Linked DNA regions of Homo sapiens: region 2 is linked to region 1. The links are chromatin contacts, found by Hi-C or POLR2A ChIA-PET in ENCODE. All regions are on one chromosome and are shown on one strand. Each heading gives the region's core, a stretch centred on a gene start or an enhancer-like site at or near the end of the contact. The rest is flanking DNA. Distances are from core to core; before and after follow the strand shown.

What was found. Hi-C counts contacts between places; a loop is a spot of excess contacts on that map. ChIA-PET counts read pairs that join two places held with the same protein, here RNA polymerase II (POLR2A). Pooled maps may share reads with other maps.
Region 2: a map of endothelial cell of umbilical vein shows a loop between it and region 1 (3-fold over the local background). The contact joins the enhancer-like site here to the promoter of GATA2-AS1 in region 1. A Hi-C loop is called at or near these places in 8 of 168 maps with a recorded cell type or tissue (K562, Right ventricle myocardium inferior, cardiac septum and 3 more) and 7 of 50 pooled maps. POLR2A ChIA-PET finds 5 or more read pairs at or near these places in 2 of 52 experiments (BJ and K562).

The regions. Positions count from the first base shown.
Region 1 is chr3:128,487,525-128,491,164 of GRCh38, reverse strand. GATA2-AS1 (GATA2 antisense RNA 1) reads right to left here and starts at 1,962. Exons shown (of 3, transcript NR_125398.1): 1 at 1,495-1,962; 2 at 1,096-1,386. The region is part of intron 1 of GATA2 (GATA binding protein 2); the gene reads left to right. RefSeq lists enhancers at 26-835, 836-1,647, 1,648-2,458, 3,426-3,640, a silencer at 3,139-3,338 and a cis regulatory region at 1,713-3,494.
Region 2 is chr3:128,553,584-128,557,109 of GRCh38, reverse strand. No RefSeq gene overlaps it. Among named protein-coding and RNA genes, the nearest start is that of LINC01565, 21 kb to the left of the region's middle. Within about 2 kb of position 1,692, at least 10 of the 41 ENCODE cell types and tissues checked have a DNase peak (open chromatin) inside an H3K27ac peak, as active enhancers do; they include endothelial cell of umbilical vein, heart left ventricle and heart right ventricle, where a contact is called at or near this core.

The DNA.
Region 1 (3,640 bases), core at 713-3,212:
CACCCGCGGCTTAGTAGAGGCCTGAGAAGCACTCTAGAACCGGGCACCAGATCTGCTACCTCCCCAGCTCCCAGGCAGAAGCACCCAGGTCAAATGGTGGCGATCGCCGCTGTGAGTTCTCGGGCCAAAAGGGTCCTTCGAAAATTCTGCTTCCTGGCTGACCTTCTCCAGTCCTCAGAGAAATCTTGTTCCCAAGTAAGGAAAGTGACAGCTTCTTAATGTGATCAAAGGCAGCGCCAGCATTTCCAACTATACTCCCGAACGAACAAAGTACTGAAAAAGGGAACGCGTCCCTCTAAAGGTGTTTTGGGGACCCCAAAGTTCCAGCCCATAAATTGGAGTAAATCTGCTCTCACCAGGCCTGGAACAGCGCCTCAAGACCCCAGCAGATTCTGGGGGCTGCGTTGACCCTCCCCGGGAGTTTGTTTGGGGCCCAAGGTGGGAGGACCATGTCTTCGGCCTAATGGGGAGGGGCCCGGTTGGTGTCCCTCGGTCTGCCTGGCACACACAGACATTGTCGAGCGCGGGTCCCTCTTTATTGGCCAGCTGGGCGCCCTGCTACTTGGCGTCGCATTTCTCTCTCCCAGGCGGGTTCGTTTCCGCCAGAGAATGCAGCAGTCCCGCATCCTACGCAGGACCTGCAACCGAGGTGGAGGCTTCGGTCAAGCCGGCTCCTGCCTGCGTTGTCGAGGAAGGCAACCCCAAGGCCTGAAAGGACCTGGCAGAACTCCTGTTTCCTTTTTTTCCTCTACACCGGATTGCGGGCAAGGAGGCTGGTTCGGGTCTCCCGAGGCCCCTGCTCAAGCACTCCTTAACCGTCCTGCTAAGCCCCTCTGTGCGGCGATTTTCTGAGCTGCCGAGCGGGGTAATTAAATCCCCTCCCTCGCTCCGCTCTGCGTCAGGCAGGCGGCAGCACAGGGCTGACGTTTGGGCAGGGGACTCAGCCAGGCTGGCCACCTCCACTACCGCAGTGGCCGGGACCCTGCCGCGGAGGGGTTAGACGCCGAGCTCGCTGCGCTGAAACTGGGAATACACACGGAACGGGGAGGGGGAGGGTAATTTTTACCGCGCCGGTGGGAGAAAAAGGCGAATTACCTGCTTTCCCGAGGGACGCGCGTAGCCACTTCCCTGAGAGCCGCGGCACCGATCGCGGCCGGGCGGGAAGCTTCCGCTCGGTCCTGGCGTTCACAGCCCAGCGGCCAGCTGCTGGTCTGCCTCCCGCGCTGGGTCCCAGGGTTCGCGCTCGAGCGGGGCAGCTTTGCCGGACACGGGGGATTATCCCTGGGGACGCGGTGTCTTTCAGAGGGTCTTGCTAGTCTCCGGAGACGCCAAATAGGCTCGAGCTCCGCGGCGATCTCATTTTACGAGTTGATGAAGAATCGTAAGCTAAAGGATGGGAAAAGTTGAGAGACAGACGGACGGAGAGACAGTGGGCCCCGGCGGGACCGCACGCGTTGAGGGGAACGCCAACCGGGAGGCACGGAGACTGCTCACCTGCCCGGCCTGGCCGCGGAGGCCCGGCGCCAAGGGCCTCGCGCTCGGCCTCCCGCCCCCTGCGCGGCTTCCCGGGCTGGCGCCGGCCTCCGCTCCCGCAGAGTGGAGTTCCGAGCAGACCGGGCTCCGCGCGCTCCAGCGTGGAGGGGAGCGGGAGGCTTAGCAGGCGGCTCGGGCAGGCGGGTCCCCCAAGGGCACGAGACGCGCTGGTTCCCAGCCCAATGGAGCTCTGCGCCCCCCAGCCCCGCGCTTTACCTGCGCTGAGGCCTCGGACAGACAAACGGACGCCAGACGCCTAGGCAGGAGGAGGCCTCAGCCTGAGCCCGCGGCCCCTTGGCGCTGCCCTGAACTGGCCTGGGAGGGGGTGACGGGGGCGCGCCCGCGGAGCTGGGCCCAGCCGGGCGCCCCCGGAGCCGAGGGGACCGAGGGCTTTCCTCCCTCCTCGGATTATTAAAAAGTTCATTTCCTGGCGAATCGGGTGACGTCAGGGGCTCGGCGTCGCGGTGGCGGGGCCGCCCGGCCGGAGAAGCCGCCTCCAGTTACCCAATTACCGACTGTCAATCCCGCCGCCCCTCCCCCACTCTCCCGGGGGTGGCCGGGACCCCAGCCCTCCTCCTGCCCCCGACCCACCTGGGGGCCCTCTGGACATCTACCCCGGGAGCCTCGGGCCCAACAGGGAAGAGGGCTGGAGGACGCTGTTGAGTCCCCCCAGTACTCGGCACCTGTCTAGGTCCCCCAAAATGCCTTTGTCCTGGACCTCCCTCCTCGGCCCGGGGCTCCCTTCGAGCCTCCGTCTCCCCAGTCTGTACAATGGGAGGGAGGAAGACTTGTGCGCCCGGCCCACACGAACCATAGAGCCGATCTCCGGGCTAGAAGTGAGTGGGGAGCACTTCCAGGTGACTTAGAAGACGGAGACCTCAGACCACCGCCTCCCCCTCACCAGAGGCCACCTCGGGGACCCCCCCCGGAGGAAAAAAAATGCCACCTCTTGCCCGGGGGCGTCTCCCTCCAGCTGGCGCCGGCGCCAGTCCGGGTCTCCACGGCCTCGCCCCAGGCAATTGGGCCCGTTGGCCTGCGAAGGCCACGCCCGGGGAGGGGTGCCCCCTCCCCCTTTCTGGAGCCACCGGCCGGGCCACCTCCACTGGGTCAAGCACAGCCCTGAGCGGCCGCGTGTCCGAGGCCCAGGTGCCCTCTAGAGCCCTGTAGTTCCTGCCCCTCTCTGCCCCTCTCGGCTCCTGCTGTTCCGCCGCTGTCGTCCGAACCATCCCAACCCCCAGTCCACCCAGACAGCGCCCGAGCTAGGGGAGGGAACGGTCTGGGTAGGTAACTGCGCTCGGACTGACCACGTTCAGCGGTGAAGGAGCGTGGCGGGGTTAGGGTCTCGGGGAGAGGCCATCCAGAGGGTGTGCGGCCCGGGCTCCTGGGGAGGGGGCAGTTGGTGGTTAGTTACTGCTAGGGAGGCCCAGAGCATCGAGGGATCCCGGAGTGTTCGCAAGAGGGGCTGCAGGGGTCGGGCCTTGGGGTGAGGGTCCCTTAGTGGTGGGGCGCGTTGGCAGCAGGGGCCGCCAGGAGCGCGCAGGGAGGGGGCCCGCCGGCTGAGGGGGGCCGGCCCGCGGGTCAGTCCCGGAGTCCAGCGGTTCGGGAATTGCGGACGCAGCCAATGGGAGGCGGAGGCTGGGAGGCGCGCGGCGTTGATTGGCTGGCTTGGGCTTCTTAGGCGTGCGCGGCCCCCGCTTCATGTCTGTGCAGGAGTCGGCAGCTGGCGCCAGGGCGGCCGGAGGATGCCGAGGGGCCGGAGCCGGGAGGGCCCGAGGCCGAGGCGCACTCTACCCCCAGCTCCTACCCTGTAAGCCCCGCCAGCCTCCGGACGTGCTGTCCCTGGGCCCGTCGCCCTCGGGGCTCCCGCCGGAACTCCTTCACTCTCAGAGGCCGAGTCCCTCCCCTCCCCACGGCTGCGTGTGTAAGTTTGGGGTTTGAGAGCCGGCTGGGGGCCTGGGGCGCTCCTAGCTTTGAGGGGACTCTGGGGGGACTTAGGGCGGGGGGCCAGGCTGCGGGCGACTGCTTTGGTGTGCTTTGTTGAGAGGTCCTGATTGTGCCGCTTAGTACTGCGCTCAGGGGGCTGCGTGTGCATGTTTTCGGGGTTGAG
Region 2 (3,526 bases), core at 443-2,942, 66 kb before region 1:
ATGAAGAGCCTGGTGACCTGCTTGCTGCCACAGCCCCGCGGCAGGAAACATTCCAGGAGCACCTGTTTCCTGAGGACCCTGTCAGGGGCTCCCGGGCACCATCTGGGCCCTGCCCCACATGTTGTTTGCATTAGGACTTTAGAAAAACAATTCAACTTTGAGTAACGGCGCTTTAAGTTTTTCAGGCGCATCCCAAAGTCTCACCCCTGCCCCACTCTCTAGTTCCTCACCAGCTCTTCTCAGGAGGTTTCTAGACTATCACACACACAACACACACTCTCACACACACACACACATCTACACATGACGCAGTCTTACAACTCACACACCACACCCACACACGCTCAGAACACACTCAGATGCACATTCATACAGACACTCTCATACTCTCACACACATGCACACCACACCGGCACGCAGTTTTGGGCAACAACCTACTTTCCTCTAAAAATTGGGTCCTAAGAATGCGTGTGGTTCAGCGTCTGTGACCGTGGGCCCTGGGCCAAGATGCCAGGGTCTCATCCAGTTGTCAGTGACCTGGCTCTGGGCACCGTGTCCACCTCTCCCTGCTACCTTCGCCCCCTTGTTAGAGAGGGCAAGGCGGCTGCTGCTGGCACCTGCATGTAGGTGAGGAGTTAGAGCAGTGCCTAGTGCAGAGTAAGTGCTGGATGTGGTTGTTTTTAAAAATTCCAACCGAAGTAACAGCACAAGGCAGTACTGAAATTAATGTGCTTTCCCTCCAGAGTGTTCTGGTTCCATCATTCCGCTTCAGTTCTCCAAAGCGGAAAGGCTCTTTTCTCAGGGATGCTTTGCTTTACTGCACCGAAGTGGGAGTCTCTGGTCTCCTTTAGAGCAGGAAGCTGAAGCCCAGAGAGGGTAAACTGCTCTCCTGATGTCACATGGCCTGCCAGGGCTGGGGCAGGGGCTGGGGTAGGGACAGGTTTCAGAGTGTCCATTGGGGGCCATCCAGAGACCACCCTCGCTCAGTGTCCAGTAGGTTGCCATTGAGGGCTAGGTGGGAGGGAGAGGCGGGAACTTGGTGGGGTGGTCTCTGCTGCAGACAGCCTGCACGGCCGCAGGAAATGGGTGGCTTCCGCGAAGCCCCCCAGCTGGAGTTGACACAGCCTGTCCAGCTGGACCTGGCCCAGTTTCCAGGCGGCTCCAGGGGCGGGGGGCGCTGGGGGGACTGTGGCGCCGGTGGGTGGGGGGTGCCCGGGGGAGGGTGGCGGGCATGTGGGGCAATGCCCAGCGCCGCAGCCGCTGCGGGCTTCCTGAGGCCTGGCTCTGGCCTGCCCCGGGCGCCCCCCCCTCACAGGTCCGATGGCTCTAGCAGCGCTGCCATCTGAGAACAAAGCGTCCTGCAGGAATTCCGGCCGGGTAAGGCGATGCATTGTGGAGCCGGGCGCCATGCCCGGCCACTCCCCACCCCCACCCGGGGGCTTGGAGTCACCCCCAGCGCTGAGGATGGCAAGAAACCCAGTCCTCGGCCCGTCCCCGAATGCCACAGCTGCGTGGATGCTCAGGTCACCTCTCCCCTTCCTGTCCTCAAAAGTGCCTGCCGCGGACGCGCCCCGAGGGGGCGGACGGGGCGCTTCCTGGCGGGGCGGCCGCGGGCCGGGCCAAGCCCCAGCCTGTTACAGGAGCGAAGGCTTCCTTCCTGAAAAACACGCCGGGTGCCCCGGCCTCCGCCGGTCTCTCCGCAGCGCCCGCGGCCGCCGCGCGCACCCTGGCCGCCCGAGGCAGGGCGCACAGGATCGAGGTGGGGGACGGCCCGGCTCGCGCCCTGGAACGGCAGCCCCGCCTTGGCTCTTGACTCTCGGCCCGGTTTTCTCGTGCGTAGATGAGGCTCTTTCCCATGCCCCTTCTGCGGCTGGCTCTGCGCGGAAAGCATCCTGAATCCGGCCCCTGAGCCCAATCCCCTGGGCCTCAGGGTCCCCGTCCCCGCTGCCCCTCCCGGGACTCCTGCCTTCCGCCCAGGCCACAGCCTCCCCTCCACACGCAGCCGGCAGGGTATCGTTCACACCAAGCCTCCCCTCTATTCGAGCCTTCCCAAGGATGCCAGCCCTCCCCTCCCCTCTGACCTCACTCCCTCACCGGCCACGGCGCCCCCAACCCTGAGGCTCCTCAAACCCACAGGCCCTCTAGCTGTGCAAGGCTGCGCCCCCAGGAGTGATTCCTGGGTCTTCAAGTGCTGCCTTTAAATAACCCTCCTCTGCCCTCAGCGGTCTCGGGGTCTTGGGAGGCACTCCCTGCCTCCACACCGTGGCTTATTTCGCCTGCTTCACTGGGGACGCCGGGACACTTAGAACAAGGCCTGGCGCTCAGAAGGTGCTTGATACACAGTCATTGCCCTCGTGGATGAGGAGTGCCCGTCCTGCCGTTGTCGGTATGGGCTGAGGGGTCACGAGTAAAGTGCTCAATCTGACAGGAGCTCGGAGCCTCCGTGACTGCTAATTCTTAGCAGCAGTGGCGCTGCGGTGTAGGTGCCCCTTTGCTGTAAGTCTCCGGTGGACCAGCATCCGCTCCCTCTTCTTTTGACATTCACCTTCATTCGCTCACCCACTCTTAGCCCGTGTGATTTGACTGCGGCTGACCCCATCACGCCCTAATGGGGGTCACCTCAGCCATACCTAGTCAATCCTTGCATTCCTTTGCCCACAGCAGCTGACTCGGAGATGGGTATGACCATAGTCAACCAGAGGCATTGCCTGTTTCTCCATGGCCTCAGGGCTGAGCAGAGGTAAGGCCTGGAACTGCTGCAGCCATCCTGCCACCAGGAGGAGAGTGCGGTCATCTGAGGAGGTGGGCTGAGCTCCAAGACAGAAGCTAGCGCTGGCTGACCAGTTGTGTTTAGGCCCCAGTGACTCAGAGCCTACCCGTGTCTGGGTTTTTCCAGCTACCTATATCAACAATGCTCATTTCAGTTAAGACAGTTCTGTTGGGTCACTGCCACCTGCCACCAGAAAAGTCCTGTTTGACCTAGAATCTGACCTGAAATCCTTACCTTCTCTCCCTCTCATCTGGGTGGACCTGCTTGGTCCTCTCTGGTCTGGTGTTTGGGAACCAGTGGTTCCCTCTGGTTCCCTCTCCTGTGATTCACTTTTCGTGCTTTTTGTCTGGTCCCTGGTGATTGGTGTGTATGGTTCCTGCCTTTTTGGAAAACCAGAACTTAGGACATCTGAGTTTTAACACATTATTTACTTCTTTGCCAAATTAGTGGCAAGGCCTCGTTAGTGGACACAAGGTGTTCCACTGGAGTGTTCTGGCTGAACAGAGGCTCTGGTCATCAGGGAGCTTCTGTGACCTCTCCAGCTCCTCTGTGAGCCTGTTCCTCCCTTCCTCTCTTGCTTACTCAGCTTCAAGCCACACGGCCACACCGGGGCATGTAGCTGTGTCTGCTCCCTGGACACAGTGATTTCCTTACCACACCAAGGGCTTTGCCCTCTGTTCGCTCTGCCTGGACTGTGTTCTTAGTTGCCCACAGTGGTCTCCTTTTGCTCTTCATTCACTTCCTTTTTTTTTTTTT